Linked DNA regions of Homo sapiens: regions 1 and 3 are each linked to region 2. A link is an interaction called in ENCODE POLR2A ChIA-PET data of the cell type or tissue named here. Cell type or tissue: MCF 10A. All regions are shown on one strand. Each heading gives the region's core, and the rest is flanking DNA. Links, peaks and the distances in the headings are about the cores only. Region 1 overlaps MAP3K20 (mitogen-activated protein kinase kinase kinase 20). Region 2 overlaps MAP3K20 (mitogen-activated protein kinase kinase kinase 20). Region 3 holds the start of MAP3K20 (mitogen-activated protein kinase kinase kinase 20).

The links. Peaks named below come from ENCODE experiments on the same cell type or tissue, not always from the same donor. Only the 100,000 strongest peaks of a DNase experiment are listed, where the experiment ranks them.
Region 1: POLR2A ChIA-PET joins it to region 2 with 10 read pairs; 5 of 35 experiments call an interaction of 5 or more read pairs at or near these places.
Region 3: POLR2A ChIA-PET joins it to region 2 with 22 read pairs; 8 of 35 experiments call an interaction of 5 or more read pairs at or near these places.

The regions. Positions count from the first base shown.
Region 1 is chr2:173,084,658-173,094,865 of GRCh38, reverse strand. It overlaps MAP3K20 (mitogen-activated protein kinase kinase kinase 20), which reads right to left. Exons shown (of 20, transcript NM_016653.3): 2 at 3,676-3,868. The coding sequence starts at 3,834. Among named protein-coding and RNA genes, the nearest start is that of MAP3K20, 14 kb to the right of the region's middle. In MCF 10A, for the core only: a CTCF peak has its summit at 3,362 (motif pointing left); no DNase peak of the experiment used is centred there.
Region 2 is chr2:173,146,944-173,157,675 of GRCh38, reverse strand. The region is part of intron 2 of MAP3K20 (mitogen-activated protein kinase kinase kinase 20); the gene reads right to left. Among named protein-coding and RNA genes, the nearest start is that of MAP3K20, 76 kb to the right of the region's middle. In MCF 10A, for the core only: no CTCF peak of the experiment used is centred there; DNase peaks (open chromatin) are centred at 5,475, 5,815 and 8,055.
Region 3 is chr2:173,069,803-173,080,534 of GRCh38, reverse strand. It overlaps MAP3K20 (mitogen-activated protein kinase kinase kinase 20), which reads right to left and starts at 4,689. Exons shown (of 20, transcript NM_016653.3): 1 at 4,533-4,689. RefSeq lists silencers at 4,125-4,864, 4,945-4,994. In MCF 10A, for the core only: a CTCF peak has its summit at 4,714; DNase peaks (open chromatin) are centred at 2,634 and 4,674.

The DNA of each region.
Region 1 (10,208 bases), core at 1,734-6,733, 61 kb after region 2:
GGAAAAATAGGTATTTTCTTGTACTGTGGAGAAATTGGGTAAACCCCTCTTAACTAAGCATTCAAAACTAACATCATCAATAATGAGACTAACCAACATCACAAGACACCCATTAAGACACACCAAGGACACACAACCTATGTAGTTTTCCTGCCAAAACTACATAAACTCTGACTAGGCTGGGGGCTGGGGAGGAAATCACATAAACCCCAAATGAGGGACATTATACAAAACACTTATCCTATACTTTTCCAAAATGTCTACGTCTTAAAAGACAGAGAAAGGCAGAGAAACTGTTCCAGATTAAGCCGGGCTAAACAGACATGTCGATTATATGCAATATACGATCCTGGATTGGATCCTGGGTTGGAAAAATTGCCATCAAAAGCTCGCATTGCAAAAGTTGGCAAAATGTGAATATAGACTGTATAACAAGTAACATTATTGTTATCATTGTTACATTTTTTGAATTTGTTAATTGTACTGTGGTTGTGTTTTGGGAGATGCTGAAGTATTTAGGGATAAAGGTACATGGCATCTGTAATGTACTCTCATCGTTCAGCAAAAATCATACAATATATATGAATACATATAAATCAATAACATATAGAGAAAAAGCAAATGTAAAATGTTACTAAATGGTGAGTGTAGGGGAAGAATAAAACGTACTAGAGTTCATAGTAGTATTCTTTTAATTGTTCTCTAGGTTTAAAAAAATTTTTTTTTATTATACTTTAAGTTTTAGGGTACATGTGCACATTGTGCAGGTTAGTTACATATGTATACACGTGCCATGCTGGTGTGCTGCACCCACTAACTCGTCATCTAGCATTAGGTATATCTCCCAGTGCTATCCCTCCCCCCTCCCCCCACCCCACAACAGTCCCCAGAGTGTGATGTTCCCCTTCCTGTGTCCATGTGATCTCATTGTTCAATTCCCACATATGAGTGAGAATATGTGGTGTTTGGTTTTTTGTTCTTGCGATAGTTTACTGAGAATGATGATTTCCAATTTCATCCTTGTCCCTACAAAGGACATGAACTCATCATTTTTATGGCTGCATAGTATTCCATGGTGTATATGTGCCACATTTTCTTAATCCAGTCTATCATTGTTGGACATTTGGGTTGGTTCCAAGTCTCTGCTATTGTGAATAATGCTGCAATAAACATACGTGTGCATGTGTCTTTATAGCAGCATGATTTATAGTCCTTTGGGTATATAAAAATTTTTTTAAATAAAGTTTTAAAGAACTACAGAGATTTTAAGTAAATACAGTCTTTCTTTTTTGTTTTTAAATAAAGTAGTAGTATACCCACTAAAACAGAGAAAAGTAGTACATACTCACTACACTAGAGGTCTGCAAATAAAGTGAAAGTAAATAGTCTTCCTTTCTCCTCTCACATAAACAAAGTTAGAGTTTGGTATATATTTTCTCTACATTTTGCTAAGTTTATAGAACATATATTTAGTCTAATATTAAGTCATTCTTAAAGAGTCACATGAAATGAGCTGCGAACATTTTATTAAGTGTTCCATTGCTTCTAAAACTCATTGGCAAAAAACAACCAAGTGACATGGAACTGGATCTATAAATTTGGAAAAAATCCAGGGCTTATTACCTTTATCTTATCACTTAGAAAACACCTAGCCAGAAGCCAACACACATTTCATAAAGCATAACAATTATTTACATAAGAAATGTATATTTCCTTGCTAGTAACTGTCAACTCCTCGCCATAACTTTTTATGTCTTAAACTCATGTTATTCCAGTACAAATAGGGGTTCTTTGCCATAATTTACTGTGTCTCTTTATCACTCATAATCACTGACTAAGCCCCAAAGCAAAAGTGGAGGTTTTGTTTTTCCTACCTACAGGTTTATGAGTTATGCTCTTACAGTTTACTGGAATCAACTCAATTTCTGAATTACCTACATTCATGTTAAATACCTGCACGAAAGCAGGATTTGGCAGTTTCCAATTCCTGCTTTCACTCCTGCACTTTCCTATGTCATTTTCCTGGCTCTCCCAAGAATAGAAGAAAAGGTATTATGTAGGTATCCTTGGGGAGGGGGGAGTGGAGTGAACGGGTTACAATTAATATTTTCCTATCAAAATCTGTTTCATGTCTCATAAAATCTTTTTCACATCGAACAATCATATAAGAACATGTTCCTTTTACTAAAGTTGTACAATCTAAAGCTAAAATATTAGCATATATATAAATAACTGACTATAAATGGATGGAGCAGGTTTAGTTTTCTCTTCGTACCTGGTCAATTAGAGGTTTCAGAGTCAAAAACTAAAGAACAGGGGTTCTAGCCTCCTGGATTTCATTTGCCCCTCCTGGGGCAGCTTAATACATTTCGCAAAGCTCTATTTCCCAATCCATAAAATGGGGACAATAATGCTTCCTATAAAGGACTTAAAGAATTGATCAGCTAAAAGGGCTAGGTTCAGTCCAAGGTAAGACATGGATTTATTACTTGGCTACCATTAAAAATTTTTATTGATTGAGAAATGGGGGAAAGGGAAAGTGACTTTCTCATACCCAGTACCTTTCTGTTTTGTGTACGGATGGGCTTTAAAAGCTCTCCTTTCTTAATGTCTTCCAAAAACCTATAGATTCCCCAAGGCAGAGATCTCTCAGTCCTTCTAACCTGGCTTCAACAATTGGAAACACAGCTGGTGATCACACAATTACACAGCACCGCTGGGAGGAAACTCACAAAGTGCTACCATTTGGGTTTCCTTCTCTAATCAATTGCTATGGTTCACTGGCAGCAGTTAATGAAAAAAATGAAATCATTCAGGGAGATTAAAGGATATTTATGGGAAAGTTCACTTTAAAAAGATATTGAACAATAATTTGCCAAAACAGGGCGTAAATAGAAATGACCAAAACCAGCTCCAGAGGGTCGCTGCTGAAGTTATCAATGCTGCTGAGTCCCTGCAGGTCAGCTCTGTAATTACTTTTATTCTCATGGTACCAAACTGAATGTGACAACCATGTTATATCTCATTCCTGAGAAGGATGACAGTTCTAAGAACTCTGAGCTCAACTAGGACCAGCACAAATCCCAGGCTCTGAAAGCCAAGACCCTTTTCTGATTTTACTAGGAGGACAGCTCTCTGTCTGGCACCTATTAATTCTATATAATACAAAGACCATCACTGTTAGCCTTAAGTAGAGGTGAAATCCAAGAAACAGGTACTGCATATTTCAGTTAAAAAAAACAGTGTCTTATCTTTTAAAAGACAACTGCTGATGACCAGAAGTTCAAGCAGAGAAAATGGAAAGGGTATAAAAACTTCACACATTACTCTTTACCGACCCCTCTTGGCTGCCCAGGGAAGAGAAAAGCTTGAACCCTGGGAAGGTCTAAAATCTCACCTCTGCCTCCAGGAGAGCTCAGAGAACATTTGGTCTTTCATGCCCTGGAAAGAAATCCTCTTACTTCAGCTGACCCCTAGTAGAACTCAACCCTAAAGCACACGCTGCAATAATTTCTATTTATGGGGCTCCCAGAATGGAAATTGGGAAACGGCCTCGTGGATCAGTCCCAAAGGCCTTGCTAGGTCTCTTGCAGCCCTGTGACCCTCTAACTCGAGGTTGAAAAAGCTTACATAAATGGTATCGTGACTGTTTCTGTCAGCTGGAAAAGACCTTACCTCTTTCTCTATTTTGAGGAGCTTCTTTACAGCCACCTCCTTGTCCTGTGATATCCATTTGGCTCGATAAACACTCCCAAAACTTCCTCCACCGCAGTTTTCAAAAAACTGCAAGTCATCAAATTTAATTTGCACAAAGGAGGCACCGAGAGACGACATCTCATAATGACAAAGTATTATACTTCCACAAAATCTGCAGAAAGAAAGAAAAAGAAAAGCTGAATTACAAATATATTAGGCTAAATCCTCTGAATCCTACTTTAGATAATATATCATGAACGAGTCCTGTGAAACTTCCAGAAAGTCACGGTGACTTAGGAAGAAGAAAAGCAAGATTATAAACAATTCGAAAACACTCACCCTGGCAGCCCACGCAAAATTCAACAACAACCTGCCCAGACTTTGAAACACAGCTGCCCACAGAGAAATGGCTCAGATATCCCCCAGACAAAACCTGCAGCAGCACTTCCTACTCATCCCAAGGAGCTCTGCCGAAAGGCTACTGTGTCACCAGGTCTCCTCTCAGGAAGCCCTGACAGACGGGAAGCATGCTTTCCACAGCAAGCTTGCATAGCTCCCCTGGCATCTGAGGCATGCCACCTCTCCACGCTGCACTCACTTCACACAAAATATACACAACCTAAGCCACCGAGCATCCTGGTACACAGACAGCCAAACGGCTGCAAACTGAACACACAATAAACGTTGACTCCAAAAACAAACTTTCAGGTTAGGGATGACAGAAAAGCTGGACTGTTTGCCAGAAGTGGCTCTCTGGACTGTATACTGTAACAAAACTTAAAGAGTAGAAAAAATTTGCCCTTGATTACAATATATTAAGTCATCGAAAGAATACTGCCAAGGACGTTAAAAAATATTATGCTTGTTTCCAAAGAAACGTATTACCCCTCCCAGAGATTATTCTAGTGATCTTTCCTACAGTCTAAGGAGTTTTACTATTCTCCAGGTAAGTGGCCATTGTTAACACTGTATGCCAAACCATAGATTAGTGAGACTTACAAACACAAAAACTGGACTAAAATTGGGTTAAAATTTTGAACCTACATAAAATGCTTAAAATTAGTGGATAAAAAAGTTTGTGTACTATTTTATCCCATGTGTACTATTTTATGTGGTTTATACTATTCTTGCAAAAAGTATAAACCAAAACCTTAAGAGGGACAAATCTATATTTCTAGGACATTCTACAAAACATCTGGCCTAGGCTCCTTGTAATTATGAATGTCATGAAAGTTTTTTTTTGTTTGTTTTTTGCAGAAAAACTTCTAGCATAAGGAAAACTTAAACACAATGACTAGGCTGGATGTGGTGGCTCACGCCTGTAATCCCAGTACTTTGGGAGGCCGAGGCAGGTGGATCTCTTGAGGTCAGGAGTTCGAGACCAGCCTGGCCAACATGACAAAACCCTAAGCATACAAAAATTAGCCAGGTGTGGTGGCAGACACCTGTAATTCCAGCTCTTGGGAGGCTGAGACATGAGAATTCCCTGAACCCAGGAGGTGGAGGTTGCAGTGAGCTGAGATAGTGCCACTGCACTCCAGCCTGGGCAACAGAGCGAGACTCCATCTCAAAAAAAAAAAGGGAAACACGATGACTACATATAATTTATGATCACTGGATTCTGGATAAAAAAATCTATAGAAAATATTATTGGGATATTAGAGAAATCTAAATATTAACTATAAATTAGATGATATTATTTTATCCATGGCAAATAATGGTATTTTTGCTTTATAGATGGATGTCCTTGGATGTATTGCTTGGGAAATGCATGTAGCCATTTTAAAGTATGATGTCTATAATTTACTTTAAAATGGTTCAGTCCTCATCCCTGTCCCCCGACACACACATCCAAAAAAGTACATAGGAATAGAGAGAGGGAGAGAGAAAGCAAGTGTGCCAAAACGTTAAGAACTGGCACATCTAGGTGACAGGTATCTGGACATTTTACTACTCTTTCCATTCTTCTGTGAGTTTTTTTTTTTTAAATAAAAAGGTAGAAGGGGTTGGTTTGTATCCATATAAACTGGCAACATTTCTCCATAAAAAGCCTGGGGCTCTGCTGAGTGAAGTGCACAGGCAGCTCAAAGATCTTAGCATGCAGCTGGCTAGCCATCCCATTTCAGGAAAATCAGGTCACTGAAGAATGCTGATTTCTCACATGAAGTCAAACGCTGCTCTACTTTGGGGAGAAGGCGAGAAAGAGGAAGGGTTATTTGTTCATCCTCTAAAGTTTAGAAGATACACTCCACATAAAAATATGAGTGAGGGAAAGATCATAGTATCCAAATATAGTCTATAAACATATGTGAATCAACAGTTTATGTTACCAACTTTTTTGTAATTCCTATTTAGTTAAACATGGAAAAGAACAAAATTTGTATAAAATTCAGGAATGTTGCCAAGGGTAGGTATATAGAGTATGCAAGCTAAAAAGTTTGTTCAACCAAATGTCAAACACCATTTGCAAGGTTCCCTCAGCATTACAGACACTAGGTTTACATTTTTGTTAATTATTTTTATAAAAGCATTAAAATGAAATTGAACTACAAAGCTTATCATAAAAAATAGAAGTTTCCTGTCTCCCCATTCCCCATACCCAATTCCCACTCTCTAGACGCAACTAATTTCAACTCCTTTAGCATTTTCTTCTGGCACTGAACTCTGTATTTCTAAAGAATGTGCTTATATTACTATTTCTTGATTTTCCATTTTAGATATTATCTATTAACTTCTGTGGAAGACAAGAATTTAGTTCTCATATATCACCCTCTACCTCCATGCATGCAAGCATGGCATACTTGCCCAAACCTCCCAGCTTCCAACCGTACTGTAACATTTGGTTAAGTCAATAGTCAGTGTTTACAGTAATCCAACAAAGTAAACATTATTCCCAGCAGTGCCATGTAGGATTCAATAATTACATTTCCTTTCTTGGATAACGTTTGGATTCTCTTAGAGTTATCAGTTGCCCTGTTTTTGCTTTTTTGTTGTTGTTTGCTTAGCTTTTTACACTCCTAACACATTCCCCCCATTAATCTCTCCCACGAGCTGCAAAACTCCTCTCAATAAAATTAAAACAAGTAATTTCTCTTTTTTTTCACTCTTTGGTTCTATTGTTTTTAGAGACACTCCTTCTAGGCCCTTCATCCTGATTCAGTCTGGCTGGAATGGTTGCTCTCTAGGCCTGACTTGGACTGGGACTCCTGTTGGCTACCATCCTAAGAATTTCCTTCACCTTTTTCCTCTGTGAGAACCTTGTCTTTGGATTTCGCATCTTCCCTTTCTTGGTTTACTCCCTTGTTTTGATGACACACATATCTCCCATTAGTTACCTGAATAGAACACACAGAATAGAATTTTTTGAGAATCTGTATATCTTAAAATGTCTTGATTGGTAGCCTGGTTGGGCATACAATTCTAGGTAGGAAATGATTTTCCATATAATTTTGAAAGTATTACTTCATTTTCTCCTAGTTTCTAATGTGGCTACTGAGCAGTCTGATGTTACTGATTATTAACCATTTTTATATTATTTTTTCCTCTCTGAAAGCTTTTAGGATCCTCTATTGATCCCAGGAATCCTGAATTTTAATAGGATATGTTTAGGAATGAGTCTTTTTCATTCATTGGTAGGACACTCAGTGAACTCTTTCTATCTGTAACTCATGTATTCTAATTCCAAGAAAGTTTCTTGTGTTATTCATTTACCACTTATAGCCACTTTGACTTCATGTCATCTCATTTCCCATACACACACGAGGAACTGCCTGCACTTCCCAATATACACTGACCTCTCACATCTCCACATTTCTACACAGGCTAGTGTCTCTGCTTCAAATACTTTTCTCTGCACAGCAAACTCCTATCCCTGACCACCTCTTTGAGTCTCCTGAGCACAGCTGAATTCTCCCTCTCATGTGCCACAGCACCTTTCTTTACCCATTTATCTTTCCCACTTAATTCCCACCAGACTATAAATTCCCTAAAGTCAAAACTCAGTTCTGTTTACATCTGGATCCTCAGCACCTACTACACAGCCAAGTACACAGTTAGGCAGCTTTTCCATTAAAAAAGCATTTGTTGAATAAGTGAGTAAATAGCTTCTGGTTATTCTTCCATTATACCTTTTGTAGCTGGAAAGGTTTCAACCAAGTCATGTAAAACTTAAGGTGTGTAATTTTTACAAGTGCCCCGGAGGGTTCTGAAGCAAATCCTGATTTGGAAACTGCTGCCTAGGCTTCTTCGGAGAGTGTATTTGGGACTTTCAGTACTGGGTCCCTCTGAATCCCAGGGTCAGGGAAGAAGGAGGAGTAGAGAAATCCTTTCCAAAACAAAGGCAGAGGTCTGAAGCAGGATGAGATCAGTATGAATTCATGTAAGCCTTATGCTGCAGAACAAGCCCAGGGAATGTGGATGAACTGAGACAGGATCAGTCACAACTGACACTGACCTAAGGGTGCCAGAAAAAGGCTGACCTTTGAGAAGCACACTTCTCCAGGATTTCACCACTTGACAGGAGGCAACTAGCCAGGTTCTTCACAGAATCACTGCTATTTTGTGATACACCATGCCATTTTGGGAACTGGCTAGTTGTGAATGGAACTATCCAATTACTTGAATGTTTTATTGAAACCATAAAAAATTAAGTTCCATCTGAATACCGAATAAACTAGTAATCTAGGGTATGTGAGTACAGGTTTAACTCCAGTGAGCTTGGCAAAGCATCATGGATGTAGCTGAAAAACTTGGTTGAGATTTCCACTCCCATATACATGAAAGTTAAACCATATATATATTTTTTCCCCTTGAGTTTTCTCTCCTTTAAGAATCATTTTTCTAAGGGGATCAATTTATGACGAGAAGAATGAAAAATCTGAGTGCTAGTTATTTATATTTAAAGCGTGTTGGGGAAGACTGCTACTTGATTAAATTATGTTCTAATTTTTCAAATGTATTCTCCACTTAATGAATATACCAGAATTTAATAAAAAGTCATCTATATAAATTTATTTACATGGTATATCAAATCAAATCCAACGTTTTCATCTCACTGCATTAAAAGAATTGTTTTGGCCAGGCACGGTGGCTCACGCCTATAGTCCCAGCACTTTGGGAAGCCGAGATGGGTGGATCACTTGAGGTCAGGAGTTCGAGACCAGCCTGGTCAACATGGCAAAACCCCATCTCTACTAAAAATGCAAAAATTAGCCAGGCATGGTGGCGTGCATCTGTAATCACAGCTACCTGGGAGGTTGAGGCAGGAGAATTGCTCGAACCGTAGAGGCAGAGGTTACTGTGAGCCAAGATCGCACCACTGCACTCCAGCCTGGACAACAGAGCAAGGCTCTATCTCAAAAAAAAAAAAAAAAAAAAAAAAAAAAATTGCTTTTACACAAAAAAGGCAATTTTGCTCCACGCAACAATGCTCAGTTTTAGTTTTGTAGGATTCTAACTGTTGTTTTATAAACTCTCAAAGCTGTTTTAAATGTTAAGTATCTACCATACAATACTGAAGGGTAAGTTAGAGCAGAAATGTCACAAAAATCAAAGTAAAATAAGGCATCACAACTCTGTAAATGTTGAAAATCAATAATTTGGTGGTTGAATCCAATCATTTCACTACTTGAGTAGAATGTCAAAAAATTTTTAATTTAAAGTTTTCCTTAAATTAAAATTCAAAAACATTTAACTATTAACCAAATTGCTGAAAGCATATATAGCAGCATCACCTAATTATGAAAAGTGGAAACATAAGAAGGTAGGAAATCTTAAAGAATTATTTTACTTTTTAAAGTTTTCAATCTTCTAGTCCAAAAAAATAGACTTAAGTTTCTCTATTCACAGACCTTCTATTTTGCTTCTTGATTTTTCAGATCCATGTTGACCTCAAATAAGTCATTTACCTTTTCACTGTTACTTTTGCCCCAAATTAAAAACAAAAATGACCCCACTACAGTTCTAATGTTAAAAAGCAAGGTTTTAGAATTAGATTGATAGGAGTTTGAACTCTCCCTCCACCTCTCGGTAACTTTAACAAATCACTTTTTCTCAGACTGTGGCATTTCCAGATGCATAAATAAAAAATTTCAAATCTTTTCCATTCAATGTCACAAAACTGATAGCCCCAAAGTTATCAAGTTTGCATAGTATTTGACTTCATTGATACATCTCACTTCCAAATAAGAGATATTTCAACAGGGAAGTAGCATGATTCAGGGTAAAGACCCCTACTAGAGAGATCTATGAGCAGATCTGTTATTAGCTACTTGGGCAAGGCACTGTGTCTCTCTGACCTCACTGTTCTCACTGGCAATAATACCAGTGCTGTGAAAGTGCATACGTGAGCACAGTGCCTAGTATATGGTATACATGCAATTAATGGAAATTATGGTTTTCTCATTATTTTAATAACCCTTGATATCATATTTAGCCATCTATTCCTTCAGTTTTTATGGTCAGGTATGCTCTCAATAGCTTTCCTCTCCCCATTTTCAGAATTGTTTTATATT
Region 2 (10,732 bases), core at 3,212-8,211:
TTAGAAATTTTGAGCAACTCTCACAATCTGATTAGCTAAGTGCTTTATAATATTACTCTCCAGTGAAACAGAGTTTGATTATTTACATCCCATAAGAGAAATGTTTGCCATATTTATTATGGAAATCTACAAAATCATTTAAAAGAATTTAGCAAATTTAATTTTAAAAGAGTCTGAAAGTCCTTTAACATCTTTTAGACTCCAATTAGACAGTGTCTTGAACACTTGGATTCTTCAGCTACATTAATGATTTTACTGTTTTGGGGTTCTGTCAGCACAAACAGTAACTAAAGGCATATGGGTGATAGCTGGCAGATAGTTTTAGTTTTATTAATTGCAAAAAAAAAAAAAAGGTACCAAACCCTAACTAATACATAGTAAAGATAATCTGGAATCATAGAATATTAAGAATGGAAGGGATTTGAAGTCTTTCAGTCTTTTTCTTTCTAGTCCTCAACTACAATCCCACTTTAAGGCAACTCCACTCTTAAAGGCAAAAGATCACTTCTCCCCTAATGGCTTGATGAACAGATCGCCTCCATTTGAATGAACTGTCTCATACTTAATAACCATCACTCCAGCCACCATCTTTCCTTTCGCTAACAAAGGAGTCAAAAGGGACACCCATATTTTCACCTGCACAGGGGTTGGTGCCCCTAACCCCTGCATTGTTCAAGGGTTGACTGTATTTTATAGTGTATCTCAAATTGCAGTCTTTAAAAGAAGATTCCAGGTGTCCATAGATTCACAGATCCTTGATGGCCCCTGAAACCAAAACTCAAAGAAACACTGGCCTAATCAAAGGGTTACCTCTTGGTTTCCCATCTGTACATACAAATACTATTTCCTTGACTTTGTCTACGCCAGGAACTTTCACCAGCATTCTACTTTAGCTCCTTATGACCATCTCTTAGGTAATGGTACCAACAGTGGTCTGTTAGGAACCAGGTCGCACAGCAGGAGGTGAGCAGCTGGCGAGCGAGCATTCCCGCCTGAGCTCCGCCTCCTGTCAGATCAGAGGCAGCATTAGATTCTCAGAGGAGCACAAACCCTATTGTAAACTGCACATTCAAGGGATCTAGGTTGCACGGTCTTTATGAGAATCTAATGCCTGATGATCTGAGGTGAAACAGTTTTATCCTGAAACCATCCCCCACCACCGCCCTATCTGTGGAAAAACTGTCTTCCACAAAACCAGTCCCTGATGCCAAAAAGGTTGGGGACTGCTGTCTTAGACCCTTTCATTACCCAGCCACCTCACTTAGAAACCCTTCTCTGACCTCAATCTCTTATGCTTACTCCCATGAAATCAGCTCTTCGGTTGACCAGGTTGAGGCTTCTAGTCCCTCAATTCCTTTCTAATAAATGGGGTTCTACTAAAAGAAACAGAGATCCAAAATAACAGTGCTTTAAACAAGATAGAGTTTTATAACAAATCAGTCTTGAAATAATAAAATGTCTCAAAACACGAAGGCTGAAAGAATCCCAATATGGCAGCTCAACAATTCATTATTCTACCATCCTTAGCACTGGCTTACATCCTCGAGGTTGTGTGGTGGTCCCAGTGTAACCCCTGAAGTTCCAAACCGTTAAATTTACATTCCAGGCAGCAAGAAGGAAAGTACACCAGGGTGTCCTCTTAGGTCAGCTTCTTTTAGAGAGCTTTCTCAGCAATCTCATCTAGAAAGTTCTGCCTATATCTCATAAATGAGTTCTATTTTCAGGAAGGGCTGGGAAATGTAGTTTTAAGCTGGGTATAGTGGCACATCTAACAATACAGGAATCCTAAGGAAGATGAGGAGAATATTACTGTGTAAGCAGCTAATAATTAATGCCATATCTATCAAGCTATCAGAGATCAAGGTTCCGTTTAATGGAAGAGTCGCTAGGGTACCACAACAACATTTTGCACTCCTTGGTCAAATAATCCCAAAACATACTTGCCAAAACCCTAAAGTTCCAGTCCCCATGCTACCAATCTCTAAGTATGGAAAAAAATCCAATAATTACCTTTCTATGCCCCTCAGTACTTTCAGATAAGCTTTTCTGACAGATCTGTACTGAAACAGTTAACATGGTGTAGTTATGATCTGTACATTTATTGAAAGCTAAAGGATGAAAGCAATCATTTTGAGTATCTCCAGTTAGTTTCCTCTTTCACTCTCCATTCAACATTCACCCAACAAATATTTATGAAGTATATATGATGTGCCAGGCACTATTTTTTGGCGCTAAGGACAGTGGTGAACAAGACAGCAAAACCTTTTTCCTCATGGAGCCTACTATCTAGCTGGAAAAGACGGACAATAATATCAAGAAATATACAAGATAATTTTCATGAGTAAGCTACAACACACCTCAGCTCTTCTCATGTCTTCTAGTACTCTTGCTTTTTCATCCTCAATAGATTACTATGAATACTCTCACATTAGGGAAACTATGAATACTCTCACATTAGGGAAACTGGTAGAACTCAGCACTCCTACCTTACACCTACGCCTTTCTTTCTGTCTCAGAGAAAAATGTACCCCTCCCCTTCCCCAGATTTTACCTCCCCCTCTTCTCTCAGGATATCGCTCTCCATCAATATTCTTTCTGAAATATTCCATCTCTTTCTAGTTCCATCCTCTAGGCCTAAGAAAATGTTTTTCATCTCTCCAAAAAATAACTTTTCTTGACCCTTCCCTCCTTCTCAAACTACTTTCCTGAACACCAAAACTTCTTGAAATAATACTTTACACCACGTTCCATTTCCTCACTTTCTATTGGCACCCTAATCCCATTATATTTGGTTGGATTTCTATAGTAATGCTAAAGTTTCCCTAAGTAACTTGGAATTCTGATCTTTTCTTTCAAGTATCCTATATAGGTTATAGTCTGAGTTTTAACATTAAATGTAACCATGCCTCTCCTTAACATTCTGATATTGTCCTTAGTATCTACATTATTTTATATATTGATACGAATTAAAACAAGGATGGCAGAGTGCATCAGAGTGCTGGAAGTCAAATAAAAAGAAATAAACTCCTGCTATCAAGGGCTTACCCACTATTATGGGAAAAATAAAAGTACCTATTAACAAGATGCCACATAACAACCATCAGAAGTACAAAACACGTGAAGGATCTGTATTAAAATTAGGGAAGTTGGGAGGTAATGGACAGTGTCAACTAGACCATGAAGAATGGATTAGGCTGGGCACGGTGGCTCATGCCTATAATACCAGCACTTTGGGAGGCTGAGGCAGGTGGATCACCTGAGGTCAGGAGTTCAAGACCAGCCTGGCCAACAGAGTGAAACCCCATCTCTACTAAAAATACAAAAATTAGCCAGGTATGGTGGCACACGCCTATAGTCCAAACTACTCGGGAGGCTGAGGCAAGAGAATTGCTTGAACCTGGGAGGCAGAGGTTGCAGTGAGCCGAGATCATGCCACTGCACTTCAGCCTGGGCAACAGAAAAAGATCCCATCTCAAAAAAAAGAGAATGGATTCCATTTGGGTTCATAGCTGGGACGGGGTGCATGCCTGAGAAACGGCAGCACTTTAGTTTGGCTAGAATGTGGTGTAGTGATAGGGTAACAGGCAGGTAATGGAATTGCTAACACACAGCAGTGTGACTGCTAACATATGCCAAGCTGATATTTATGTCAAATTTCGGTGGGAGTGACTCCTAAAAAGCAAGAAAACAAACAGTCGACTCTCTGTATCTGCGGGCTCCATATCCGTGGATTCAACCGACTACAGACCTAAAATATTGGAAAAAATTTAAAAATAACAATACAACAATAAAAAATAATACAAGTAAAAATATGTGATAAGAATTACTTACAGAGCATTTACATTGTAATATGTAGTATGAGTAATTAGAGATGATTTATACAGGAGGATACATGTAGGTTCTGTGCAAATACTACATCATTTTATACAAAGGACTTAGGCATCCACAGATTTTGGTATCTAGGAAATCCTAGGACAAATCTTCTGCAGATACCGTGAAATGACTAATTCTTAGGTTTACTTCAAAGAAATCTTCCAGGATCAGCAAGGCCTACAGAGGTAAAAGAATCACTACTTTCCCATAAGTTAGAACTTAAAGGTCATCTGCTCCAGTTGTCTAATGAAGTAACCCTCTTAGTAATATTCTAAGAAACAGGCATCCTACTGACTGAACACTTCCAGTGACAGATGAACACCAGGGAAACAGTGATGCATTGTTGGAAATTTGGAAATGATCAACCTACTAAATGGGTGTCAGCAGAGACATGTCAAGTCATCCTAAAGTGAAAGACCCTTTCAGGCCATGAGGATGGAGAATAACTTGATAGAAAGTTTTAACATATTTAATAAAATTGTGTGAGTATTCAGAGGTAGTCACGGACAGTCAGTTACAAAGACTTAGAGAAAAGTTAAAGAGATGATAAGCCCTAACAGGGGAGGGGTGAAAATGGGAGGCGTAACAACTTCTCCAGTAAGGTGGGCCTCCTGTTGAAGGGTAGGTAAATCGATTATCAGCTGAATGTGGTATCAGAACATATTCAAATCCTATTACTAACTGCTCTTGCTCTGAATTCACATTCATAAAGCAATCTTTTATAAGTTTGTTTCCCATACACCTTATCTAAAAATAGAAAACTTAGAGATTAGCAATATGGTTTAATTATTTAGTCTCAATCAAATTATATGTGATTTAGCATCCCTGAGAGTCCATTCAACTCTGAACTCTTAAGATTAAATTTCCAAATGCATAAATCAGAAGCCACTTCAACAGGGACCTGTTTGGGCAGCTACCAGCATTCCCTAGAGTGTGCCTTCACTATATTCTTGGGAGCCTCAAATCTCCTAAAGTAGGAAACTATTTTTCAAAATAGCCTATTCTACTTCTACTATGTCAAATTACTAGAGTTGACCTACGTAACTTGTGGTGCAAGTCTTGATCTTGCTTGCTGTATCTATTTCAGCTCAGATTTTTATCTCCTTATTTCTAAATACCGTCTCACCCCAAATTCTAGTTTTTCTCTTTGCTTGAAGATTCAGCGGGGTGTCCTTAATCTGACTGTCACTCTACTTAACACCTTACTATCTTTGAGCAGAAAGGTTTTTTTAAAAGGGCTCCTTTAAGAGCATTCGATAAGTGGTAATTAACAACACTGTAACTGGTCCATTCTTCCATGCCTGTTGACTGAAGCAGTGTTTGTGTAACAAATACATTTCATGCAACAAAGCTTAGAACCTAGGGGAGATCAGAGACAACAGGCTTCAATCTGTATTCTGAGTTCTCCAGGTAGAACTCTTCCCATGTAACAGCCTATAATCATCACTAAAAGTCCCAGACAAAATAATCCGAGATTTTCTGAATACTGCTTATCAGCTAAATATGACCTTCAAGAGACAAGAATCGTTCTGCATGTAAACAAATATAAACCTGGTGATGACTGATGCAATATACCAATCTACATCAGAGCAACATTCTGGCAGCCTGAGACATTTATTAACAAAATACACAGAAGGTCATTGCTGAACTGAGCTGAGATGTAGTGGTCCAACAGTGAGCCCAGAGATGAAGAAAATAAATTAGAACATCAACATGTTTTCCAGGAGATAAAAAATCATGGGCTATGAAGCATGAGAGTATAGACCCTGTTAAGAGCCTATAGAAAGGTATATAAAATTTGAGACAGATGAGGCAGACCACATAGTTTATTATAATTCTTTTGCAATGAATGAATGTAATAACTGTGGAGTTTCAGAAGTTGTAAGCTGAGTACAATCTGACTCATACATTACAATAGCTGACACCTATGGAGCATTTCCTGTGTCTCAACACTGGCTCATCACTTTACATACATTAACTCATTTAGTCCATAGCAGAAATACTGTTATTCCAGTGTGTCACTAAGAAAGTAAGGAACAGAGAGGTTAAGTAACTTGGTTATATAGCTGAGAAGCAGTGAAGCCAAAATTCAAACGAGGCAATCTGGCTGCAAAGCCTATGAATTCAATCATGACATAGGAATATAAATTCTCAAAATCACATAGATGTACATGCCTGCACATTTCGATAATGTTACATATAAATAAACACCTATTACTAGACATATGCCTAGGCCTTTGTATACAGTAAATGTTCTAACATATTTAGTAGTAGTTGATCTGAGTATGGAAGCAACTTTAAGATCACAATCAAGACACCTGCATTCTAGGCTGGCTTCTGATACTGAATGACTGTGTGACTTGGGGCGTCAGCTTATCTATTGATAAAATGTCAAAATGTGGAAGTAAAAGGGACAGATGGAATGATCTAGTCTCTTCAAGTCTAACATTCTGACTTAAATCTAATTTAACTGGTATAGGGTGGGGCTCAGGCATGGGTGCTTCTTAGAAGCTTCCCAGCTTCCAAGGTGAGTCTAATATGTAGCCAGGATTCTCTGAGTAACTGTCAGAGGGTTTTCCACAACAGCTGTTTCATTTTACATTCCCCTCAGAAGGGTTTGTGGGTTCTAACTTCTCTACACCCTTGCCAACACTTGTTATTGTCTAATAACAAGTGAGTGGTTCTGTGGCAAGCTAAACTGTAGCCTAGTTGCCTTGGAGTCTGAAAACCCTGGAGCTAAATTTCAGCTCTATCATGTATGAGCTGTGTGGTCTTCCAGGTCTCTCAATTAAGTGTGTTCTTTATATGTAAAATAAAACCAGTATCCACTTAACACAGTTACAAGGACCAAACTCCCATGTAAAGTACATGCTAGGCGCATGGTTTTCCTCAATAAATGTTAGCTGCTAGAAATTGTACCTACATTAAAACAATTTTTTTTGGCCGGGTGTGGTGGCTCACGCCTGTAATCTCAGCACTTTGGGAGGTCAAGGCGGGCGGATCACAAGGTCGAGTTCAAGACCAGCCTGACCAACACGGTGAAACCCCGTCTCTGCTAAAGATATGAAAATTAGCCAGGTATGGTGGTGTGTGCCTGTAATCCCAGCTACCCAGGAGGCTGAAGCAGGAGAATTGCTCGAACCCGGGAGGCAGAGGTTGCAGTGAGCCGAGATCACCCATTGCACTCCAGCCTGGGTGACAGGACAAGACTTTGTCTCAAAGAAAAAAAATTTTTTTAAGGATATGCAGAACTGAACTCGGATACACAGAACATCAGCCTGAACAATCAATTGCTGGAAAACAGATCCACAGACTGACAGCAATAGCACTCTCTCTTTTATGAGAGAAGAGGCTGAAACAACCCTGTGTAGGACACTGACCACAAATCAAAGAGAATCTAGAGAATAGAGCGTTGGAAAAGTGTTAGAACACATGTCATCCTGCATAGTCAGGTCAGGCCACAACTGGCAAAAGAATCTAAATCCAAAGACCAAGATATACTGAGATGACCACAAGCTGTTAGTAAGCCTTGTTCTGCAAGCTTCCAAATAAATCTCTTAAGTCACCCTGCTATTTTAAAAAATAAATTGCCATGTTGACAGAAATTGAACATCACTTCTCTTTTCCACTTACAGGATATGGAATCTGGCGTACCATCTTTAGACTCACAATCACCACATTTGCAGAACAAATCTGAATTTGATGGGGGCAATTCTTGTGTTTCTATTTTCTGTCCATTCACAGATTTCTGTGTCAGAGATCACAGAAGACACCACTACACTACTATTCTTTTTCAAAACTACTGCCTTTGGGCATTAGCCATCATTCATCATATCATCTCTATACACTCCCTAAATGAGATTTCAACAGTTGGACTGGTTTAATCAAATGGGCCCCAAAATATGTACTGTATTCTCCATTCAAATATGGAAGTCAATAGTCACTTGAAGTCAACAGGAAACATATTTTTGAGTTATTTGTCCAGTAGTGAGAATGAATGGCAATGATCTCTTAACTGTAAAATGAAAGTATCACCTCTCAACCCTCGAAAGGCTGTGGGGAGGATGCGCGGAGATGACGTAGGCAGAAAGCAGTGCATTCTTCCTAAGGCAGTACTCCTCAGTACTCAGCACTCAGGTAAGAATGCAAGGACTCCAGTTTAGGTCCTGGTCTTTTACCACCTCCCCCCTGTGCTATTGAGCAAGGTTCTCAGCCTTTCCAAACAGTACAAATCTGGGGAATGAGGATAATGAGACTTGCATTGACTAGATCATAAGGGTTTTTTTTAAAAAAAAATAAACTTTTTTATTTTGGAGTAATTTTAGATTCAGAGAAAAATATAGGAGTGTTCCCATATACCCCTCACCCATTGTTAACATCTTATGTTACTATATATAGTACATTACTATTAACTAAGCTCCAGACTTTGGATTTCACCATTTTCTCCACTAATGTCCTCTCTGCATTTCAGGATCCAACCCAAGGTGCCACACTGCATTTAGTTGTCATGTCTCTTTAGTCTACTCTGGTCTCATATTCACAGGGTTTTTATAAGAATCAAATAAATACAAGAACACTTTGTACAGTGAAAAGTACCATGAGAATACACTTTACTATTCTTATGCATTAAATGAGTACATCCATGTAAAGCACCAGGAAAACTGCCTGTCACATATTAAGCTCCAAATATTGATTTCAGCACTATCATTATAAATATTTCTACCTATCCTACATTGTGATCAATTCTATACGTCTACAACAGATGTCTGGGGTTCAAAATTCCTTCTATGACCACAGATTTTATTTTCAGTGTAGGAAGTCAGCTTTATAGAATCAGCCCTTGACCAGATTTTTGTAAACACCTGGCTCAATCTGGGAGAGCAGGAAACAGAAGAAGAGGCAGAGTGAAGGCAGAGGTATTAATGGAACCTCAGGACCCACTTAGGTTTCCCTTCATCATCGAACATCAATCTCACACCTCAGAGCTATACAGTCAAAGAAGTGAAGAACTCTGCCAAATTTGGCAAACCATGAAATTCAGTAAGGGACATTCCATAGAGATCAGCAAAATAACAAATACCCACACATTTCCTGTTAAACAATCTGCACACCGCTTCCAGGCATCGTCAGGAGGTTGGAGCGACCTGGGGTGGAAGGAGGCAGGGAAGGGATGCTTTTCTTTATCCCTCAGTGGACCAGCTGGTTAACTCTGCCCCTTTCTTGTCTTTCCTGCTGTCCTAGATTTAGCAAGGTGTTTATGAAGGTCTGCTCAAGGGCCAATTCTATAAAGCATGACCAGGACCCATTCTACTCACACCACTCATCCTAAGGATATCAGGAGATAGTGGAATAAATTCCAAGTCCCTTTCGAATAGTAAAATAAAGAACATGTTCTGGCACTTAACCTAGACTGAAAGCCATGAAACAGCCTACCTCTCATAGCATAAAATTTTACCAGAAAGTGGTAACAAGAAGGTTTTCTAACCCAAGAGCAAGGGAGAATACTAAGAGATTTCAGTACAGAGGCCAAAAACATGTCCACTTAAGGGTATGTTTGTTAAACCCATTAAAATTATGTAATGTTAGCCAACAAAGACAGACGAGAACTGGTGTGAGGGGGGACAGGGGAGGATAAAGGGGCAGAGAGTTGGGTAGAGGCATAAGAAACAGTGTATTCCTTCCATCTTGTAGGATTAACTTCAGAAAAACCATACTAACAAAAATCCAGAAAATTTATTTTTGAGTCTTTCTGTGAGGCCACTTATGGATAATGCTTCTCGGTCAAAGTCAGATTTTCAGAGAGGTCAGGATATAAGCATATTAACAAACAAAATCAGACAACTTTTTTAAAAATCCTTTTTGGGGCCAGTTACAGACAATGCTTCTTGGCCAAATTCATATTTTAAAAAGGCTGGAGTGGCCGGGCACGGTGGCTCATGCCTGTAATCCCAGCACTTTGGGAGGCTGAGGTGGGTGGATCACGAGATCAAGAAATCAAGACCATCCTGGCCAACATGGTGAAACCCTGTCTCTACTAAAAATACAAAAATTAGCCGGGCGTGGTGGCAGGCGCCTGTAGTCCCAGCTACTCAGGAGGCCGAGGCAGGAGAATCACTTGAACCCGGGAGGCGGAGGTTGCAGTGAGCCGAGATCGTGCCACTGCACTCCAGCCTGGCAACAGAGTGAGACTCCGTCTCAAAAAAAGAAAAAAAAGGCTGGAGTTTGTTGGTATACTATTTTGAGTCAAAATTAAAAACAGTATACACTGTGGCAGATGCTGCTGGTTGCATTCTATTTTGTTTAGAATAGCAATATGCACCCCCAAAATTTCATTTCCCAACCCCACTTGAAGCTAAATGTGGCCATATGACATATCCTGGCTAATAAGATGTAAGAAGTTATTATCTACATACAAAAAAATAAAGTTAGATCCCTTCCTCAAAACAGACAAAAAATGAATCACACACATGAATGTATGAGCTAAAACTATAAAACTCTTAAAAGAAATTTAGAAGTAAATCTTCATGACCTTAGGCAAAGCCCTCTTAGATATGACAACAAAAGCACAAGCAACGAAAGTTAAACTGAATGCCCCCAAAATGAAGAACGTTAGTACTTCAATAGATATTATCAAGAAAGTGAAAAGACAACCCACAGAATAGGGCAATAAATATTCATAAATCACACACCTGATAAGGGACTAGTATGTGGAATATATACAAATTCTTACAACTCAATAACAAAAAGATAAATAATTGAATTAAAAATAGGCCAAGAATTCAAATAAGTATCCAAAGAAGATATCTACAAATGGCCACTAAGTATAAGGAAAGATGCTGACCGTCATTATTCATTAGGG
Region 3 (10,732 bases), core at 2,561-7,560, 76 kb after region 2:
ACTTTTTCTCTTTGTCTTTCATGGCTTGCTTTCGCCTTCCACCCTTCCACAATGGGTGATTCTCGCCAGATGCCAGAGCCATGTACCTGGACTTCCCAGGCTCCAGAACCATGAGCCAAATAAATTACCCTTGTTCCTTGTAAATTACCCAGGCTGTGACAGACTGCTCTAGCAGCAGAAAACAGACTAGGACAGTGGGCAAGCAGCTCTGCGTATAACTTGAGAGATGTAGTAAAACATCCTTCTTTACCACATTGATACAGTGGCTGAAATTTCAGGCACTGTTACAAGCATTTCTATGTGCTTTCTCATAAAGTCATGCACCACATAACTATGCTTTAGTCAACAATGGACTGCATATATAACAGCGATCCCATAAGATTGTAATAAAGCTGAAAAATTCCTATTGCTGAGTGATGGCACAGTTTCCTAACATCATAGCACAATGCATTACTCATGTGTTTGTGGTGATGCTGGTGTAAACAAACTTATTATGCTGCCAGCTGTATAAAGGTACGGCACATACAATTATGTACAGTGCACAATGCTTGATAAGGATAATGACTGTGTTACTCATTTATGTATTTACTATACTTTTTATCCTCATTTTAGAGCATACTCTTTCCACTTAAAAAAAAAAAAAAGAAAATTAACTGAGGCAGGTCCTTCAGGAGGTGTCCAGAAGAAGGCATTGTTATCACTGGAGATGGGGAGATGGCAGCTCCATATACATTACTGCCCCTGAAGACCTTCCAGTGAGCCAAGATGTGGAGGTAGAAAACAGTGATATTGACGATCCTAACCCCATGTGGGGCTAGGCTGATGTGTGTGTTTCTGTCTTAGTTTTTAACAAAGTTTAAGAAGCAAAACAAATTTTTTTTTAAATTTAAAAATAGAAAAAAAATCTTACAGAATAAGGATATAAAGAATTTTTGTATAGCTGTACAATGTGTTTGTGTTTTAAGCTAAGTGTTATTTCAAAAGACTCAAAAAGTTAAAAAAAAGTTTAAAGTTTATAAAACAAGAAAGTTACAGCAAGCTAAGGTTAATTTATTATTGAAGAAAAATGTTTAAATAAATCTAGTAGAGCCTAAGTGTACAGTGTTTATAAAGTCTACAGTAGTGTACAGTGATGTCCTGGGCCTTCACATTCCCTCACCACTCACTCACTGACTTGCCCCAAACAACTTCCAGTCCTGCAACCTCCATTCATGGTAAATGCCCTATACGGGTGTACCATTTTTTATCTTTGATACTGTATATTTTATACTGTATTTTTACTGTGCCTTTTCTATTTTTCGATAGAAATACTTATTACTGTGTTACAACTGCCTATTCAGTATAGCAGCATGCTACATAGGTCTGTAGCCTAGGAGCAACGGACTATCTCACACAGCCTAGGTGTGTAGTAGGCTATAGCATCTAGGTTTGTGTAGGTGCACGCTGTGGTATTTACACAACTACAACATCACGTAACAACACAGTTCTCTCAGAACGTATCCCCATCATTAATGGACACATGACTGTACTTATCCTTAGGAAGCAGGTACTACTGTTCCTAACTTACATGAGTGAGAAAACTGAGGATCAGGGGTATGAAAGTAGCTCAAGCCAACTACCTTACAGGTGACACAACTTGTGTCAAATTCAGGCCTGACTCCAAAGTCATATCATTGTTTTCTACCATATCATGTCTTTTTGTTAATAACATTCTGCCTCCTCCTTCTAATTTGCCTTTTGTTTACCCTATTTAAACTATTTTCTTATTACAGTAATTACTGGATTGCTCACCATCCACCTAAAGTTCAATTTGAGGCTTTAATTTCCTATTACAATTGAAGACACTGGGGTTAGGGTGTCAAATGTGGGGCTGCTTTGTTCTCACAGATTCTTCTACTGTGCTGGGATTACTTAACAGCTATTAGGACGATGCTTCAGCATCCGTAGGAGGGTCTGACATAAAAGCACCCATGTATCAGTCGAATCAATCTAAGCTCTAGCATTCATAGTCCTCTTCCCTTACCAGGTACAATTTTCTGGTCACAGCTGGAACTCTGCTTATTTGTGTCTAGTGGGGCAAAGTTAATAGCTACCAAAAAACTAGCCTAAATCTTCCTTGCAGTAAGACCAAAAGGTGCCTTAACTGTTCCTACTACATTTAGATAGACAAGATACTCACCCTGTCAATCTGTCCTGGGTAGAATAAAATGGAAAACAAGTGATCTAAATTCATTTTTATTTCCAACATCTCAGGATACAGACATAGGGCTATCTTATTCCAAGAAGTATTATATCCCCACAAACATCTTTTTCCAGTTTAAACAAAAACAAAAACAAAACAAAAACAAAAAAACCACTGATTCTCTCCTCTCTTCTGAATCTACCACTTTCTAAAATAAACTGTCCATTTTGCTCTGTCACTCCACACTAATAGCTTCACCTTACATCTGACTTATTTTCATGAAAAGTTTTCAGTGTTTTCTCTGATGATTCGATTATTCACTCCACGCCCCCACAAACCTATTTATAATTTTGTAGCCCTATCAAAGTCAGTTTCACTGCTCATTCCAGATAGGCTCTGAGCCAATATATTGCCAATAACACTCACTCTTGTGCTAAGTTAAAATACACAGTGCAACTTGCCAAGTTTCCTTATTTGGCAAGAAGGCCCCTTAGTTCCCAAGATCTTTGACCATCCATTTTTAGATCCAAGTCCGAGTGTTTAATATTTGGATTTTTTTTTCTCTCTTTACTGTGTCCTTATATATTCCCTAAAAGATTAAGAAAAACGGATCAATCATCTATTTGCTTTTTTAGACAACGGAGAAAGTCCTTGCAATTGCATCATGGTCATTTACTCTGGAATTATTATCACTAAATTTTTTTATTTAAACAATATTTTGTAGTTAAAAAACTCCCCAAATAATCTCAAAAAGTTATAGTAGGAATTAAATTGTGATAGATTAAAATAAACAGTGCAGTGGTCCAAAAGACCATTTTTCTTTATCTTAATTCTGTTTTCCCAAACTAAATTCGTATTCATTTACAATCTCCTAAATCTCTCACTATAGTAGCAGGAATTTAAAACAAAGACTCTACAAATGACCATAACCATAATTAAAATGCAGCCATCACTTTTTTTTTTTTTTTTTTTTGGAAAATTGAAAAACAAGTGAAATTTCACTGTGGAGATAGGCCTACTACAAAGAGGACATTAACTAGCCTTGAATCACTTGTTTATTTTTGTCTTTAAACGTGTTTGGAGGTTTGGATCCACTAAATCCTAGCTGTTCATTTCAACGAAGGTCGAGGAAGCAAGAAGGCTCTTCCAAAACAGCTTCGGGGTTAAAGAAGGAGTACAGTTTTCAACAATCTTAAGTCAAACATCCTCAAATTCACTCTGTAAGACGATTCTCACACACCAGTATCGAGAGCTGCTTACTGTACCATACTTGGAATGGGCCCCTAAATTGTGTTGCTTTCATTATTACAGAAACTAACAAAAATAGTAATTAAGTTCCCCATAAACAGTACTTATGCGCGATCTCAAAGCGCATCAGAAACATAACATTTTCAGCGATCTAACAGAGATAACTTTTTAAAAAAATTTTTTAGGCAATCGGATGTCATCTAGCCAGTCCTGAATTAAAGTTTTCTGAAAGCTGTCATGGGCAAGCGAGGCCAGACGAGGCGACGGCCTGGGTAAGCACTTCTGGGCCTGGTGCAGGTCTGGGAGCCCACAAAAAGCCGCTGCCTGAGGGTCGCCAAAGGAGACATCCCCGGCTCCGGTGGGAGGAAAGGGGGAAGCCCGAGAGGGCGGGCGCTTCATGCTGCCCAAGCCCGGGGCAGGAAGGGCGGGGAGCGGTGGCTCTGGATACATTTACGCATGTTTTTAAAACTAATCTTTAGTGTTCATTGTTCCTGCTGGTTATTCGCATGGCCTAATTGTGTGAGGAAAACAGAATGAAGGAAAATGGATGGGAAGCAACACCGCTCGCGGTCGAGTTCTTAGAAAAGCAGAAGTTCGTCGTCCCTCCTCGCACGCACAGCGAGTGCTGGGAAGTGGCCTGCACCCTACCCTGATTTGGGGGCCTCGCGGTTCGCCTCCCGACAGTGCCCCAGTCACCCGCTGCTTGGCCGGCTCTGCTGCTCGCGGAGCCCCTGCCCGTGCCGCACGCCCGGGACCGCGAAAGCCGGGGCCGCTCCGGCCTGCGCCCGCGCCTCCAGGCGCCAACTTCTCCATGGGACCGGCCCGAACTCTCCCGAACCGCACTTGGCGGCGCCGCGGCCAAGGTCCCGCGAGGACTTCCCGGGCGCCGCGAACGCTCGCTCGCTCGCCCGCCCGCTCGCTCCGGCCGCCGCCGCCGGGCGGGCCCTGGGTCGGGGAGGGGAGCCCCGAGGAGCCTCCCGAGGCCGCCTAGACTCCCGGGCTCCGGCGGAGCCTCGGCCCCGAGACGCAGGGACGACTCGCGAGCGCGGCGGGCCTCGCCCCCTCCCTCCCCGCCCTCCGCGGGCTCCAGCCTGACCCCTACCTGGCTCCCGGGCGGGGCGTGAGCAGCAGCCGGGGGCGCGGAGGCCCCGCGCGCGACGAGGGCGGCGGGGGTTGGGACGACAGCGGCCCGCGCGGCTCCCACGTTTCCGCTGCAGTTAGGAGTTGAACATTCCGCCTCTCTGCACGGCGCCAATGAGGAAGACAGTCACGGCAACAGCACCACCTACCTCCCGGCGCGAAACGGCTGGGCCGCCCTCCCCTCACACGCGCGGGCGAGCGGGGCGTGGGGAAGGCGCTCGGGCCTCCCTGGCCTGCGCCCGGGGGGCACCATCCGCCCCGCGCCCCGGCACCCGCCGAGGCCCCCAGACACACCTGCCTTGCTGTGGGGGGAGGGCCGTGGGGGTGTTCCCCCTCGCCCCCAGCACCTTAACTCATCTTTTTGACAAATTAACACCACCTGCTACTCCTTCAACTCAGTCTTCAACAAACAGGCGCTGGGGACGCAAAGAAATAGAGGCTGTTTTGTGCCCCGCAAGAGTTAATTCTCTAGTTGGGAAAGGCACAAACGTAGAGATTTCTGGGAACATAGGTCTGAAGGCTGCCTCTCTAGAAAGATCAGTAGGTACCTCTGGAATTTTGAGGAGGGGCCGTGGTCTGCTGCTCTAGTTGCTAATTTTAACAGAGCAGAATTCAGAAGAGGAGCCAGAGTCCGTTACAGGCCTAAGCCAAAGGTGGAGGTGGGCGTTGGGAAGAAAAGAAATTTCTGATTGGGGAGGATGGTTCTGTGAAGGAAAAGTGAGAGGAGGTTGCAAGGGCATGGGCAACATTATTCAGGATTTTGAATTTGAATTTTATTATCCATGGACACTGGGAGCTGTGAAAAATTAGAATCAAAGGGGTGAAATGGGGGTTTGTGATTCTGTTTAAATGGTAATTTTGAGAGAGTAGTCCACAGTAGTTGTAGGTTGGGTTGCTAGGATGGAACCAGGATGAGTAGTAGATATTGTCACCACCCGGTTGTGGGATCATGAGGACCTGAGTTAGGATGTAGGAAATGGAATTAAAAAGAAGAAATGGGCTGGGCATGGTACCTGTAATCCCAGCACTTTGGGAGGCCAAGCTGAGAGGATTGCTTGAGACCTGGCTGGGTAACACAGTGAGACCTCATCTCCAAAAAAATCAGAAAATTAGCCTGATGTGGTGGCATACATCTATAGTCCCAGCTACTCGGGAGGCTGAGGTGGGAGAATCGCTTGAGCTGGGGAAGTCGAGGCTAAAGTGAACCACAGTCGCGCCACTGCACTCCAGCCTGGATGAAAGTGAGACTCTGTCTCAAAAAAAAAAAAAAAAAAAAAAAAAAAAAAAAAAGAAGAAATGGAATTGAGAGAAATATTAAACGTTTCAGCAAGAGGCCACAGAAATTGGTAACCCACAAGATTTAGAAGAGAAGAAGAAGAGAGATGATGCCAAGATCTCAGACCTGGATGACTGGAAGAATGATGGTGTCATTGACAAAAATAGGAATACGTGAAAGGGAAGCTGGCTTCATGTTGAGTTTGAGGTCATAGGAGTAAAAACAGGTAGAGATGCAGCAACTGAAATATGAAACTGAAATTCAGGAAAGAGGTCAAGAGTGAAATAGAAAATTTGTAAGTCATTCAATAGGTTAAAGATATGAAAGTTGAGGGATGAATGAGTAGAGGTTAAAAAACAATTTATTAGTCTGATTAATTTGCCCTTTGATAAGGACTGGAGATTTTAGCATTAATAAATTTTATTTTGGTAACTGAGAAATTAGAATTGATGAAAATTGCCATGCTAAAAAAATGTATAATGCAGGTCTAATAAAATAATTCAAATAATTCCATCCTATCCATTCAAGGAAAAACTAAGGCTCTTTAGCATAGACCCCAGGCATAGGAAGACTCCAGTCATTTTACCTTACCTTCAGAGGCACTTGTTTGTTTTGGAAAGGACCCTAGACTGAGAGTCAGAGAACCTGACTTCTGGTCTTAGAGCTACCAGTTATCAGCTAGAGTGCTTTGCAGGATAGGCCACAGTTTCCTCCTCTGTAAAATAAGAGGGACTAATTAGAAGTTAGTTGCAGGTTCCAGCTTTAAAACCATGAATGTATTGCTTTAAATTTGGAACACATGGCTTAAGAGCATCAATATTTTTAGCCACATTGCCCTTGCTTCCCATCCCTTTGCCTTCATTCTGTTTTCCTCACATAATTAGGCCAAGAGAATAACCAGCAGGAACAATGAACACTAAAGATTAGTTTCAGAAACATGCTTAAATGATAATCTAGTAGACATTTTCTTGTCTTCCCAAATAGGTTGCAAGCCCTTTGAGGTCACATCTTATATTGTGTGGTATCTGCATATGTATTGTCCATAGCTGAAATAAATATATAATGATTGTATGATAAACTGATTGCCTCAAGTTTGGTTTTTCTTTTGTCAAGCTGCCTGTTTCCTATTGATTATACTGATCTTTTTAGGCCCCAGACCTAATAAATATGGTCTAGTATGTATTCTCAACACCGACTGCTTTTTTGAACTTTCAAATCTTTTTTGAATTGGTTAATGCTCACCAGGCAGAGTTTAGGTTTACCCGTGTGAAAAGCAATAACAAAAGAGACCTAGTCAAACTTCTCTTATCAAACCTGCCTATTCCTTTACTTCAAATGTTTCCACACTAAAAATAGATGTACTCTTAGCAGTGAGGTGGCTTGGAAGTCCTTAGCACCCTCTTATATCCAAGAACATTCTCCAAAATAAACATGCAATCTAAGTTGAAAAATATAAATATAGCTTAAGGAAAAACTTTCCTATCCCCCTATTCAATGGGACTGTTTCTTCTAAGCCCCTCTTCAAATAGATATTCTGAAACTGCCACTAGCTATCAGTGGATGAGAAAAGTGCAGACATAAATTCTACGAATGGCAGAAGGAATGGCAACTTAAAAGGAAGAAAGCAGTCTTTATCCTCCCCTCCTCTTATAGTGGTAAGAGTTATGGCACAAGCTGGCACCCAGGGGCATTTTCTCTAGCCGTCTTAGTTTTCCATCTTAACTTGTGAATAGTCTATGCCTGGATCATAGCTAAGAATTACCCAACTTTTATGCAAAGACCAAGGCTTTACCTCCTGTACAACTCTGAATCCCTGGGAAATTAAGGTATATAATCAAACATCCTTTAAGTCATTTAACCATTGCCTTAAAATCATAAATGAAGCCCAGATCATTGTTTGAGTTTAGTGTTTACATCTAACTTGAGGATCAAAGAGATTTACAGGAATATGCAGGATATCGAGCTTATTTAGGCACCCTGGGACATGAAAGGAGCGGTGTGGCAAGAAGACATATTGAAGACTTTTACAAAATGTATTCAACAGGCATTTACTGACTGCCAGGCACTGTGCAGAGCTTTATGATTATAGCAGTGAACAAGCATGGTCCCCTCTCTCACAGAGTTTTCGGAGTGCAATGGAAGAGCCAGCAAAGACACGAGCAATTACACTATGGTATGCTCTTAAAGGGGCAAAGATTGGGGCTTACAGCAGGGTACCTAGCATAGTTTTGAGAGGTCAATGAAGGCTTCTAAATCAAAGAAGCTCGAAGTTAATACAAGAAGAAATGAAGAGGATTTGCTGGACAAAAAGGAGGGAAAGATATTCCAGGCAAAGGAAACAAGTGCAATGGCCTGAGAGCATTTAGCAAGTTCAAAGAATAAGTTCTTCATGTATCTGAGTAAAGACATCACCAGCAGGGAGTAATAGCCCTCATAGTAGTGGTAACAGTAATAGCAGAAGCAATAATAATAATAGATGGTTAATATTTACTGAACAGTCATACGCCATGCACTGAATTAAGAGTTTTACACAGACGTCTTCCCATTTAGTCTTCACAATAACCCTAGCAGGTAGTTTTAAGTCATCATCCCATGCTATGGGGCCAGAAAAAGTCTTGGAAAAGTTGGGCAACTTGCCTTCCCTCAGGGAGCAAAAGGTAGACTTTAGGCTTGTTTTTTCAAATCAAGCAGTTCTCAAACTTTTTGGTCTCAGGACTCCGTTACACTCTAAAAAAGTCATTGAGGATGCCAAATAGCTTTTAAGTGAGTCATATCTATCAAATTTATTATATTAGAAATTAAAGCTGGGCACGGCGGCTCACGGCTGTAATCTCAGCACTTTGGGAGGCTGAGGCAGGTTGATCACAAGGTCAGGAGTTCGAGACCAGCCTGGCCAACATGGTGAAACCCCGTCTCTACTAAAAATACAAAAATTAGCTGGGCCTGGTGGCAGGTGCCTGTAATCCCAGCTACTCGGGAGGCTGAAGCAGGAGAATTGCTTGAAGCAGGACTTGGGAGGCAGAGGTTGCAATGAACTGAGATGGTGCCACTGCACGCCAGCCTGGGCTACAGGGCAAGACTCCGTCTCAAAAAAAAAAAAAATTAGAAATTAATCCATTTAAAAATAATAAGCCAATAAGCCTATCTATGTTAACATAAATAACATTTTAGTGAAAAATAACCATTGCCCCAGATTTTTAAAAACTGAAAGAATACCATTGTTTTACATTTTTGCAAATCTCTTTAACGTTTAGCTTAGTAGACAAAAGTTGGATTCTAATATCTGCTTCTGAATTTAATCTATTCCAATATCATACTACATATATCCTCTGGGAAATTCCACTGTACACTCATGAGAGAGTGTCAATATTTTTATGAAGAGTTCTGACCTTGCAAACCCCCCAAAGGGTCCCCAGGCTGCATTTTGAGAACTGATATTTTAGAGTCTGAAGGGAGTTGGTTGCCTTGTTCTCTGCTTCAAGACGCAGCGTAACAGGGCAGCTGCATCAAGCAGGGAAGAGAGCACTTTGCTAAATGGCAGAAAATCTGGGATGTGGTGCCAGCCCTGTCCTTAAACAACTGTCCCCTCCTCGGGACCATACTACCTGATGGTCATGTGGGATGATAAAGTCCTACATATCTGAGTCTTGAGTCCTAGTCACTGCTCATTCTTTACTATTGTTTGCCATGCTACTTTTCTTTAAAATGCTATATCTAAACTTTGACTGAATCATAACTGAGTTTGTCACATCCATTCAGCATTGAGCCTTCTATTCTTTTTTTTTGAGACAGAGTCTCACTCTGTCACCCAGGCTGAAGTGCAGTGGCATGATCTTGGCTCACTGCAACCTCCGCCTCCTGGGTTCAAGCGATTCTCCTGCCTCAGCCTCCTGAGTAGTGGGGATCACAAGTGCAAGCCACCACGCCTGGCTAATTTTTGTAATTTTAGTAGAGACGAGGTTTCACCATGTTAGTCAGGCTGGTCTCAAACTCCTTACCTCATGATCCACCCGCCTCAGCCTCTCAAAGTGCTGGGATTACAGGCGTGAGCCATTGCACCTGGCCGAGTCTTGCTATTCTTTCTACTCACTCTTAACTCTACTTTATTGCAAGAAACTCATATACCTCTTCCCAAAGATGTAACAATTGATGTAATTTTCTGACAGAATCCTGGAGTTACTTATTATGAAGTGGTATTATTAAGTGAAGGGCTGGTAACGACTTTGAATATGAACACTGGGATTCACTGAATCCCAGCATGGGTTCACTGAAATCAAGATATGTCTAGTTTTTGCTACTGGTATCAGAGGAGGTCAGTGTGGATCTGATTTCAGTGAAACATTTGACAAAGTTTCTCAGGATGGCTTTAGAAATCAGAAGGAAATTTTAACTGATGACAACACAATACAGTGAATTTCTATTAGAATGAAAACTGAGCCACAAGTGCTAATGAATGGATCAGTGCTCTGGTGGAGAAGGGTTTCTAATGGTATGTTGCTGGACTGTCTTCTTTATTCTGCCCTGTTGAACATTTCAACAACTTGGATGAAGACCCAGGAAGCTTGCATATCTAATTAAGGACTAACATGAATTTAGAAGGAATAGCTAATAAATTAGGTAGAAGAATCCTATCAAAACCCAAAAACCTTTGCTTAAAACCTCTATTGATGCCTTACTGCCTAACATGTTAGTCCAAGCTCTTTAGGGTGCATTCAGAATCCTCCATTAGTAACCCAAAGTTAAAACCCCAAATCCTCCATTATCCAACCCAAACATCTTCCATCATCATGGGCCTCATGACAAATAGAACCATTCATTTTCCAATTTCCATGCTTTCCTTCTAATTACTTTCTTCTAGCACCTCTGCTGTCTTCAAGGCCCAGGTA